Regions from separate parts of the Homo sapiens genome. Here region 1 is linked to region 2. Evidence: chromatin contacts called from ENCODE Hi-C or POLR2A ChIA-PET data. All regions are on one chromosome and are shown on one strand. The core of a region is the stretch at or near the end of the contact, and the rest is flanking DNA. Distances in the headings are between cores, read along the strand shown.

Evidence for each region. A loop is a pair of places that touch in the nucleus more often than their neighbours do. ChIA-PET counts read pairs that join two places held with the same protein, here RNA polymerase II (POLR2A). Pooled maps may share reads with other maps.
Region 1: a loop to region 2 is called in a map of B cell, with 15 times the contacts of the local background. The contact joins the promoter of TRAPPC10 here to the promoter of NDUFV3 in region 2. A Hi-C loop is called at or near these places in 2 of 168 maps with a recorded cell type or tissue (B cell and CD4-positive, alpha-beta T cell), 1 of 37 single-sample maps with no recorded cell type and 13 of 50 pooled maps. POLR2A ChIA-PET finds 5 or more read pairs at or near these places in 1 of 52 experiments (MCF 10A).

What each region holds. Positions count from the first base shown.
Region 1 is chr21:44,009,085-44,015,163 of GRCh38, reverse strand. TRAPPC10 (trafficking protein particle complex subunit 10) reads right to left here and starts at 2,855. Exons shown (of 23, transcript NM_003274.5): 1 at 2,604-2,855. The coding sequence starts at 2,670. RefSeq lists enhancers at 1,351-1,400, 1,421-1,480 and silencers at 2,031-2,700, 2,851-3,230.
Region 2 is chr21:42,891,676-42,897,745 of GRCh38, reverse strand. NDUFV3 (NADH:ubiquinone oxidoreductase subunit V3) reads right to left here and starts at 4,437. Exons shown (of 4, transcript NM_021075.4): 1 at 4,365-4,437; 2 at 699-819. The coding sequence starts at 4,412. It also overlaps a transcript of WDR4 not described here. RefSeq lists silencers at 4,061-4,310, 4,651-4,950.

The DNA of each region.
Region 1 (6,079 bases), core at 1,606-4,105, 1.1 Mb before region 2:
TGAGGTAATACCATTTCAAGTAAGAATTTAAAAGATTTTTGAAAACAAAAATGTTGCCTACTAAGAGAACTATGTACATAATATTAAAAAGTTAAGGGTTAATTAGCCTCTGGGTGGATTTTTTTAAAGCAATTGTTCATACCACCTTCTCCTTTCAAAACATGTATAGCTGAAAGAGAGGAGCAAGATGAAGGCATAAAGTGAAACCAGGCCAAGTGCTTCCTAAAGCTTCAGTCCCAGATATACCACAACATAATTTCAAGTGGGAAGTATGAAGTCAGCTTTTTACCTTCACTTTTAAAGTGATCATTTTTCAAGTTAACTTTGACAGTCTACTGAAGCCCCCTTCTCTTCTGAGACTCCAATGAATGAAAGTTTGCACCTTCTAGGACAGTGTACCATCCATGCAGAGATTAACATTCACTATGTTGCTTGAGGCCAAGGGTGGGGGCTCAAGCCTGTAATCCCAGCACTTCGGGAGGCTGCGCAGGTGGACAACCCAAGGTCAGGAGTTCGAGACCAGCCTCACCAACATGGTGAAACTCTGTCTCTACTGAAAAAAAAAAAAAACAAAAACAAACAAACAAAAAATTAGCCGGGCATGGCAGCATGCGCCTGTAATCCCAGCTACTCGGGAGGCCGAGGAAGGAGAATCGCTTGAACCCGGGAGGCAGAGGTTGCAGTGAGCCAAGATCATGGCCGAGATCATGCCACTGCACTCCAGCCTGGGCGACAGAGAAAGACGCCGTCTCAAAAAAGAAGAAGAAGGAAAAAAAAAAATTCACTCTGCTGCTCAAAACACAGGAAAAAACCCACCACCAAGATGACAATCCAATAAATCTGTAGGAAAGAAAACCGCATCCTTCAGCTGTCCGTGATGCACGCATGTACAAAACTAAACATTAAATATCTCCAACACTGGCAACCAGATAACAAACTTTACCCCTTTAGTTATGGTTGAATCCAATAGAGCTTAGGAACTTTCTCCTCAGAAATGTATTTACATAATGCCTATAAATACATATTGCTATTGAAATGTAAGCAAGCTAGGAGGTAGAAGATAAAATTAGATGTGTGGATGTCCGTACAGGCAATGAATGTGTATCCAGCATTCACAACGTGCACAGCACTTTAGGAGAAAAATGTTCAACCTCTGGAAGACAGTAAAACTTAACATGAACTGCGCATGGCTTCATCTTCCCTGAGCACTGGGAAAGCCCCTGGGAAATTGCAGGGCCTGCAGACCAGCTCTACCCACATCTGCCCTCTGGGGCTGAAGGTGCAGAGTAGGAAAAGACTTTCAGCTGACAAATATTCTGGGGAGGAAAAAAGACAGCTACTGCTGAACTATGCAAGTCTCCAATTTTAAATGAGACACAGTCCACTTCCCTAAGAAAAGTCTATCATCTCGTCTAGGTCTCTGTAGAAAAAAAAGAGAGAGGAGGAGAGGAGAAGAGACAAAATAAAGCAAAAGGAAGGAAAGAAATAAGTCTATCACCTAAAGCTGAAGCAACAAAATTCAACCTTCAATATACAGTTTCTCAGGGATCTAACAGGAAGGAACACAGCAGGTGCACACCCGCTGACAGAGTGAGAGGGAAACAGGAGTTCTCACGACATACAGTCTACTGTGGCCTGGGCACCCAGATTTTGCAACAGAGAGTGCTTCCTTTCCAAGCACGAAAGACAACTAGAAAAAAACTAACTGCATACATGCATGAAAATACAGAATACTGTCAAAGGTCAAAAATCGTAACAGTCTGAAACACCTCTCTGCAAGTCACCTAAAAGCCAACCAACAAACATTTCAATACTTCCCATAAGCTCACTGTTCTTAACCGTATTTAACTCTGGAGAGTCACACTTCTAAAATTTAGGGAACATTTTTCCCGTAACAGAAAAACAGTTCCTTTGTGTATGCATTAAAGGAGGGGTGCGGGGAGGACACGACACCCAAGAGGCACCAGGTGTCCGTAGTGTAGACTCGAGCGGGAGGCTGTTCATGGGGAGCAAGCTCGCCTAAGCGCCCGAGCCTCGGCTTTCTCATCCGTAAAATGGTTTGAGTGCGCGGCGGGGAAGTGTGTAGGAGCGAAAGCAGTCCCGGCGGCTCTGCCTGACGCTTCACCCCGCAACAAACTGTTCCTACTTCGCCAACGCCTGCAACTCTGCGAGCCCCCAAGGACTTCCCCGTAGTCGGGGAAAGGGCGCCCGCGGGCAAAACCGCCCGGCGGAAGAGGCCGGGGCCCCCAGGTCCCGGGCGCGCGGCTCAACGGGGGCGGGACGGGGCGGTGGCAGCCCCCGCTCCTCGCCCTCGACGCCGGCGCGCGCCCAGTCCCGGGCAGAGTCCGCCGGGTTCCACCGGCTCCAACTGCAGCCGGCCCGAGGGCGCCCCCCAGGGGTCAGAGGTCGCCCGGCGGGAAGGTCAGAGGGCGTCCCCGAAAAGTCAGAGGGCCCCGCCTCAGCCGCAGCCCTGGTCACACCTCCAGGAAGCGGCCCAGCCCGGAGCGCGCCGGGGGCTGAAGGTCTGGGGGCGCCGGGTGCATAACGCCAGGGCCCGGGCCCGCCCAACGACCGCCGCGCCCTCCCCGCCTCCGGGCACTCACAGGTGACGATGGGCTTGTTCTCCATGGTGTAGATCACCGGCGGCAGCGGCTCCTCAGAGGCGTCCATGGGCGTCCGGCGTCACCGGCCCGGCCCCCCGCGCCCCATGGGCAGCCCCGAGGCCGCGCCGGGCCCAGCCGGAGCCCGAGCCTGAGCGGCGCCGCCCGCCCGGCCGCGCCAGGCAGCTCCGGAGCCGGTTGCGCCGCAGCTGCCGCCCGCTGCTGCCGGCCTCAGCCACTTCCGGCCTCGGCGCCGCCGCATGACCATTTCCGGGGCGCGCGAGGCTTCACGGGGCGGGTCTTCGCCGCGCTTCGCCTCCGACGGAAGTGCGCCCGGGCCGGCCGCGCGGGACCGGGAGGTGGGAAGTGGGAGGCGGAGCGGGGCTCCCGGGACACGTCCATCTTCCTCCCTCGGCAGTGGGCGCCCCGCTGGGCCCTGCGCCGGAGCTGAGGCCAGGACTCGGCAGGCGGGCCTCGCGCGCGGTGAGCGAGCCTGGACGCTCCCGGACCAGAGACGCCGGCCTCGCTGCCCTCGCGTTCCCCGCAGCTCGGGCGTCCCGCGGCGGGCCGCTGCTCCCCGGCCGGGCTCCTTATCGCGCTGGGGGCTCCCGCAGGCCCTCGCCGCTGAGTGTCCCCGGCGCGTGCCTTCCGCCTACCGCTGGGCTCTTCCCGTTTCCCTCACGCCGCAAATGTTTTTGTGGGGACCTGGCCCTCGGCATTTCGGAATGCCACAAAATAAACCTCACACTTAACTGCATATGGGCTTCTTGTGCACGTAAACGGGGGGGGCGGGGCGCGGGTGTTTCTTTTTCTTTTTTTCTTTGGAGCAGGGTCTTCCTCAGTTGGCTCAGGCTGGAGTGCAGTGGCGGGACACGGCTCACTGCAGCCTCCACCTTCCAGGCTCAAGCGATCCTCCCGCCTTGTTTCCCCCCGCCCCACCCCCTCCGCCAGTAACTGGGACCACGGGGGCAGCCACCACGCCCAGCTAATTTTTTTCTTTTCTTTTCTTTTGTCGGGATCTCACTATGTTTTCCAGGCTGGTTTCAAACTCCTGGGCTCAAGTGATCCTCCAGCCTTGGCCTCCCAAAGTGTTGAGATTACAGGTGTGAGCCATCACTCCCAGCCATAAAATGACAAAAACTGTCAACCAAAAATAATCAAAAGGGTCAGAATCTAGAGTTTAGTCAAATGCGAAGCTTGAGGCGCCCAGGAAACATTATAAAGAATGGAAGTCAGTGTTCTCAAACGTAGAAATTTGGGGTCGTTTCTATAGCCAGCGTCTCGGGAAGCCTAACCGAATTTCAGCGTCTTTTCTGTATAAGGCCTAATGCATAGTTACAACAGTCTGTTTAGTCGAGGTGGTCTTTTTCTTTGGGGACCCACTGAAGATGAAACAGTCCTGGGGTCTCTGTGCTGTCTGGTCTAAGTCAGGTACAGGACAATGGAGACAGCTAATCTGTAACAAAAATCACCAAATGGGAAGGGGGAGACCTGGTCTTTCTTAGTCATTAACAGCAGCAGTCCCCAACCTTTTTGGCACCAGGGACCAGTTTCATAGAATGCAGTTTTTCCACAGACAAAGTTGGGGTGGTTTCAGGACGATTCAAACACATTTCATTTATTGTGCACTTTATTATTTTTATGTTGTAATATGTAATAAAATACAACTTCCCATAATGTGGAATCAGTGGGAGCCCTGAGCTTGTTTTCCTGCAACTGGACGGTCACATCTAGGGATGATGGAAGCCAGGGACACATCATTAGGGATGAGATTCTCATAAGGAGCACGCAACCTAGACCCCTCCAATGTGCAGTTCACAACAGGGTTCACCCTCCTAGGAGAATCCAGCGCTGCTGCTGACCTGACAGGAGGCGGAGCTCAGGCGGTAATGCCAGCGATGGGGAGCAGCTGTAAATACAGATGAAGCTTTGCTCCCTGGCCTGAAGCTCACCTCCTGCTGTGTGGCCTGACCGGTATGTGTCTGTGGCCCTGGCGGTCGGGGAGCCCTGATTTACAGAGCAGCCACAATGAGGAAGACACTTGTGCTCAAGAACAAGGAGGAAGAGCATTAAACTGTAATCGAAGAAGCAGAATTGCAAACTTGCTACTGACTCAGTCTCCAGGGCTTAACTTCACCCTTGGCATCATAAGTTTAGAGAGTCCTGAAGTTTTTTTTAACAAAATGTATATATGAGATAGTTTGGGTGTGAACACAGCTGCTAAATGTGTGAACATAGTGTAGTGTGGTGCACTGTAATGGTGTGAGAGGCAAGAGACCAGACTTCTGGGCAGCTAAAGCAGCAGGCCGGCAAGGCAGGGCACTGGAGGGGAAGAAGCTTAGCAAGAGTGGGGAGCCGAAGTCGATGTAGGGTTCCCTGAAAGTCCTTGGCCTAGGCTGGACTACACGTGTGGGACGACTCTATGGGTTTACCAGGAAGCGGCTGTTACAGAGTTGAGGATGGCACAAAGACTAGAGGTCCAGTAGTGCTACAGGAAAGGACTTTCCGTTTTGTTTTCTTTTCAGACAGTCTTGTTCTGTCACCTAGGCTGGGGTGCAGTGGTTTGATCGTTATCTCAGTGCAGCCTAGAACTTCTGGGCTCAAGTGATCCTCCCACCTCAGCCTCCCAAGTAGTTGGGACCACAGGTGAGTGCCACCACGCCCGGCTAATTTTTTCTTTTTTTGTAGAGAGAGGGTCCCACTCTGTTGCCCAGGCTGGTCTTGAACTCCTGGCCTCAAGCAGTCCTCCTGCCTAATCCTCCCAAAGTGCTGGGATGACGAGTACGAGCCACCGTGCCCAGTCAAGACCTTTTTAATGCCATTAACACTGAGGACATTGAGCTGAGACACTAGATTGAGAATCACATTCCCAGGGGTCAGCAAACGACCTATAAAGGGCCCAGATAAGTATTTTAGGTTGTGTGGGCCACATGCAGTTTTTGTTTCATATTTTTGCTTGTTTTTTTTTTTTTTTTAAACAACTCTTTAAAAATATAAAAGCCATTCCTGGCTTTAAGTGCTGTACAAAAACAGGCCATCAACACATGTGGCTTGTGAGCCAGAGGTTGCCAGTCCCTCCCCTAGAATAAGGACTACTCCAGGCCCGCCTTAACAACGTCTAAAGCAAAACCCTGACCCGATCCACAAGACGGTCAGAGTTTGGAGGTTAAGTCCTGCCAAGTAAGAGGGGCCTGGGAGACACCTGGGACATTGCTCAGTAAACAGAGCCTAAAGCTAAGCCTACACAGCCCAGCATGGTACGTCCAGTAATGGAACTACAAACTAGAACGAAAGTCAGGATTTTTCAGTGGAAGAGCACCCTGAGTCTCCCTCATTTGTTATTTATCAGTGTTGAATATACACTAAAAAAACAAAAATCACTAAACATACAAAGAAAGAGGAAAACGTAAGCCATAGTTAAGAAAAAAAAAAAGCAGTTAACAGAAACCAATCCCCCTACAATGAACCAGATTCTGTAT
Region 2 (6,070 bases), core at 3,188-5,687:
GAGATTGCGCCACTGCACTCCAGCAGGGGCAACAGAGCAGGACTCCATCTCAAAAAAAAGAATTAAAGATTTAGGCCGGGCGCAGTGGCTCACGCCTGTAATCCCAACACTTTGGGAGGCCGAGGCGGGTGGATAACAAGGTCAGGAGATTGAGACCATCCTGGCTAACATTGTGAAACCCTGTCTCTACTAAAAATACAAAAAATTAGCCAGACGTGGTGGCACATGCCTGTAGTCCCAGCTAGTCCTGGACTGGGATTAAGCAAAGCCTGGAAAACCACAGATGGGTCTCAAAGAGACTGAAACAAAACAAAACAAAACAAAACAAAACAAAACAAACAACTCAGCATCAGAGGATGGAAAGTAAGGTGGCTTTCTGGCAAGCTCACTGTGCCGGGGCCATCTAAATGCCACAGAGCCTTTACCAAGGCATCACTCACTTCAGGTTGGGGTTTGGCATTTAGAAAATACAGGAAAAACCATTTCAGGGCTAAATATTCAGTCAAAGACTACGACATGACTGAAATGTTTGGTCTAAAATCTGTTATAGATCTTGTGTCTTGTATAATCTGGACACTGCTGAAAAGGAAGAAGCATAAATTACGTAGCTAGTAAAACTCACTGTCGTGCTTCGAAGGCTGACTAATCTATTTTCTTTTTGCATTCTCTTTCCCTTATGACTACCATCAAAATCTTACTTTTTGGTGGACTTTGCTTCTTGGAATTCTGTGGCTGACCCTTTTCACTCTTCCCTGATTCCGCAGACAAAGAAACCGTAGAAGCAAGTCCTCGAAACACCTGGGCTTCCTGGAGCATAGTCTGACAAAAGAATTAATGAATATGGATGTTTAGAGTAATGCCATTATAATAGCTGGTACTATATATGAATATATATATATATTTTTTGAGTCAGGGGTCTCTCTCAGTCGTCCAGGCTGGAGTGCAGTGGCACAATCATGGCTCACTGCAGCCTTCAACTCCTGGGTCCAAGCGATACTCTGACATAGCCAGGACTACAGGCACATACTACCATGCCTGGCTAATATTTTTTATTTTTTATAGAGACGAGATCTGGCTACGTGGCCCAGGTTGGTCTCAAACTCCTGGCTTCCTCAAACTCCTGGCCTCAAGCGATCCTGAAGCCCCGGCCTCCTGAAGTGCTGGGATTGGCCAGGTGCGGTGGCTTACACCTATAATCCCAGCACTTTGGGAGGCTGAGGTGGGCGGATCACTTGAGGTCAGGAGTTCTGAGACCAGCCTGGACAACCCCGTCTCTACTAAAAATACAAAAAAAAGGCCGGGCGCGGTGCGACTGTAATCCTAGCACTTTGGGAGGCCGAGGCGTGTGGATCATGAGGTCAGGAGATCGAGACTATCCTGGCTAACACGGTGAAACCCCGTCTCTACTAAAAATACAAAAAATTAGCCGGGCATGGTGGCGGGTGCCTGTAGTCCCAGCTACTTGGGAGGCTGAGGCAGGAGAATGGCGTGGACCCAGGAGGTGAAGCTTGCAGTGAGCCAAGATCGTGCCACTGCACTCTAGCCTGGGCGACAGAGCAAGACTCTGTCGCAAAAAAAAAAAAAAAAAAAAAAATTTAGCCAGGCACGGTGGTGCATGCCTGTAGTTCCAGGTACTGCAGAGGCTGAGGCAGGAGAATTGCTTAGACTCAGGAGGTGGAGGTTGCAGTGAGCTGAGATCACGCCACTGCACTCCAGCCTGGACAACAGAGTGAGACTGTCTCAGGAAAAAAAAAAAAAAAAGAAAAACAACCAAAGTGCTGGGATTGTGTGCATGTAGGTACCGTGCATATGAATATTACATATTACCACTACATGTAAGTGCAAAACATTCACATGGTATACTTCTAATGGTTATTACAGTTTTCATAATGTATGTATATTATGGACATTTTGTAAAATACAAAAAGGCTGCAAGAAGAAAACACCCGAGTTCAAGGACAATCACTATTAATATTTGGTTTAATAAAACTTCAACCAGACGTTCTCCAGTGCATTTTTTTTGTAGTCTCCAATTATTTATTAACCTACAAAATACCACGTTTCTTCTTTTTTCTTTTCTTTTTTTTTTTTTTGGAGACAGGGTCTCACTCTGACTCCCAGGCTGGAGTGCAGTGGCTCAATCTTGGCTCACTGCAACCTCCGCCTCCTGGGTTCCAGCGATTCTCTTGCCTCAGCCTCCCAAGTAGCTGGAATTACAGGTGTGCACCACCGCACCTGGCTAATGTTTTTGTATTTTGTTTTTTGAGATGGAGTCTTGCTCTGTCACCCTGGCTGGAGCACAGTGGCGCAACCTCGGCTCACTACAATCTCCGCCTCGTGGGTTCAAGCAATTCTCCTGTCTCAGCCACCCAAGTAGCTGGGATTACAGGCATGCATCACCATGCCCGGCCAAGTTTTTGTATTTAGTAGAGACGGGGTTTCACCATGTTGATCAGGTTGGTCTCGAGTTCCTGGCCTCAGGTTATCCACCCACCTTGGCTTCTCAAAGTACTGGCATTACAGGTGTGAGCTACCGCGCTTGGCTCTTCTTGTATTTTTAGTAGAGATGGGGTTTCACCATGTTGGTCTCGAATGCCTGACCTCAAATGATCCACCTGTCTTGGCCTCCCAAAGTACTGGGATTACAGGCATGAGCCACCTGCCAGGCCCTATGTTTCTTTCTGTAAAATGTTTTCTTATCCTTAGAAAATAGAGTAGAAGAAATACTATCTGGCCACTAAAATGATGTAGGTATATAAAAACTGCTTCAAAAGTGTCTACAATATAAATGTGATATTTTATATTATGCCAACTCACTCAGCATATACTCACTAAGGCCTATTAAGTGCTAGACAGTACAATGTTCTAGATGCTGGATACAGAACAGAGGTGCCTGTATGTGCACATATAAACATGAAAACGTGTATGTTCATGATTGTAAGCATGAGTACATGTGCTTATGTGAACATATAAAAGCTGATAGAAATCGTTAGGAACTAGATGCTTGAAGGAGTAATGGTAGACTGTCAATGAATTTCCCTATCTGTACTTTTAAATTATTCTGCAGGCTGAGGCACGAGAGTCGCTTAATCCCAGGGGGCAGAAGTTGCAGGGAGTTGAGATGGTGCCATTGCACTCCAGCCTGGGCCTGGGCAACAGAGTGAGGCTCTGTCTCAAAAAAAAATATATATATATTATATATTATATTATGATATATATTATATATAATATATAAATATATATTATATATTATATAAATATATAAATATATAATATATATTTATATAAACATATTATATATATTATATAATATATATTTATATAATATATTATATATTATATAAATATATAATATATATTTACATATTATATAAATATATATATAATATATATTTATATATAATATATATAATATGTATTTATATATATATATACACACACGCATATATATTCTGCAGGGAATAGTTACTGCTTTTGTAATAACAGCCATTTTAAAATTTGTAAGAGAGTGAAGTGGTCTTAGCCTTATTTTATTTATTTATTTATTCTGTCCCCCAGGCTGGAGTGCAGTGGTATGATCTCGGCTCACTGCAACCTCCGCGTCCCGGGTTCATGGGATCCTCCCACCTCAGCCTCCCGAGTAGCTGGGATTACAGGAATGCACCACCACGCCAGACTAATTTTTTGTATTTTTTAGAGACGGGGTTTCGACATGTTGGCCAGGCTAGTCTCGAACTCCTGAACTCAAGCGATCCGCCTGGCTCGGCCTTCCAAAGTACTGGGATTACAGGCAAAATCCCAAAGTGTCCGCGCCCGGCCTTGGCCTTAGCTTTTTATTTGCCGAAAAGAAAGCCCTTCTTCTCCTTTTCACAGGTCAGGTCATGTCAGCTGGCTTCTCAACGGCTGTCAGTAAGTTACCAAGTTAACCAGGTCCCTGAAAGTTCCCTCATTTCCTCTCTTGGCTAAATGGAGAAGTCACTGTCCTTCAGAGAAGCCGTGCGGGAGCCGCACAGCGGCTGACCCCAGCCGCGCGGCAGCATCACCTGGGAACGTCCACCCGAGTCTGCCGCCCAGGCATGCAGCCCTCGGGAGCGCCCGTCGGCACGGGGCACGCCAGCCTCGGCCTGGGCCTCGGGCAGCGGCGGCGGCGGACCGGCTCGGGGGAACCGCGGGACGCTCGCTGGCCACATCCGGGCCTGGCCCCGTGGCGGTCAGTCCTGGGCCCAGGGAGCGGGGTCAGCGGCCCAACTAGGACGGCTAGAGGTCGCGGACAGGCCCGGACCTGACCAGCACCGCGCCCCCTCACCCCATCCCCTACGTAGGCTCGGGGCCGCGCAGCCAGCCCAGGCTGGCTCCTCCTTTACCTTCAGCGCCCCGGCTCGTCCTTGCCGCAGCAAACACGGGGCAGCCATGGCGGTGACAGCGGGCGCACCAAGCAGGGCCACAGCAGCTGCGCGCGCACCCGCGCCTGAACAGCCGCCCCTTGGGCCGACTGCGCCAATTACAGGCCAGCTGGGGGCGGAGCAGAGGCCGTGGGTCTGCGCGCGCATCCCCAGTAGGGCTAAGTGCCTCCCTTGGGGCCACGCCCCGGATCGGGACCACCAATCACAGGCAGCAGCGTGAGGGACACGTCACCGGCTGGTGCCGATCCCTGTGCCCTGCGGGCGCCTGGGCGCTGTGGCGGGGGCGCGGCGGAGACCTGCGGGGGCTGCTGGGCACCCCTCTCAGGCGTCTGCGCTGGGCCGGCTTGCATGTCCACCCGAACGCTTCGCACTTCTTTGCCCTTGTCCTCGCAGCCTTAAATCTGCGACCTTCCCTGGGGGCACAGTCTGGTCCTACTTGATTGATAGTTCTGTGTTTTGAGAGGTTTTAAAGCTCTTCAGCTCGGGACCTCGGCGCCCACACCACGCGCCCAGCTCCCTCACCCTCTGTCGGCAACGCGGCCACCACTGCTCACTGCCCCTCCTGCATGGCCCCTGCCAACGCTAATACCAGAGTTAGGCCGATTGGAAATGGAAGCTTTGTTTCACCTAAATGTTTATTTAGCAAAGAGTTCGTCCCCAACGTTAGTCGTAATTGTGGAGTCGGTGTAATTAGTTATTAGCTTCTTTCTCTGCCTCTTCTCTGCCTTCCGCCGCGTGCCCAGAGCCCCATTCGCATTTCATCGGAGATGGACGTGCCACCTTCAGCTTCCACAGGGGAAGAGGCCCTGCCACAGTCATTTAAATGGATTGTGTAGGGATTCCTGACACAGCTAGCGATTCATTGAGGTGGCAAGATAAACTGGCGGAATGAGGCCTTTATCAAAGGCCTTTATCAAAGAGGAGTCTGCTATCAAGTAAATGCAAGGGCATCTGCCACCATCCACCCTGGGAGGCAAAAAGAATAACCTTAGATCTTAGGATAATCATGAGAAGGGATCCTTTGTCCCTAAAGGGAGAAAAAAAAATGCCAAAAGATTTTTTTTTTGTTTAAATTTTTTTTTTTTTTTTGAGACGGAGTCTTGCTCTGTAGCCCAGGCTGGCGTGCAGTGGCGCCATCTTGGCTCATTGCAAGCTCCGCCTCCCGGGTTCACGCCATTCTCTTGCCTCAGCCTCCCGAGTAGCTGGGACTACAGGCACCCGCCACCACGCCCGGCTAAATTTTTGTAATTTTTAGTAGAGACAGGGTTTCACCGTGTTAGCCAGGATGGTCTCCATCTCCTGACCTCGTGATCCACCCGTCTCGGCCTCCCAAAGCCCTGGGATTACAGGTGTGAGCCACTGTGCCTGGCCTAAATTTTTTTTTTTGAGACAGAGTCTTGCTCTGTTGCCCAGGCTGGAGTACAGTGGCACAATCTAGGCTCACTGCAAGCTCCACTTCCTAGGTTCAAGCGATTCTCCTCCCTCAGCCTCCTGAGTAGCTGGGACAACAGGCATGAGCCACCACGCCCGGCTAATTTTTGTATTTTTAGTAGCGACGGGGTTTCACCATGTTGGCCAGACTGGTCTCGAACTCCTGACCTCAAATGATCGCCCGCCTCGGCCTCCCAAAGTGCTGGGGTTACAGGCGTGAGCCACTACACCCGGCC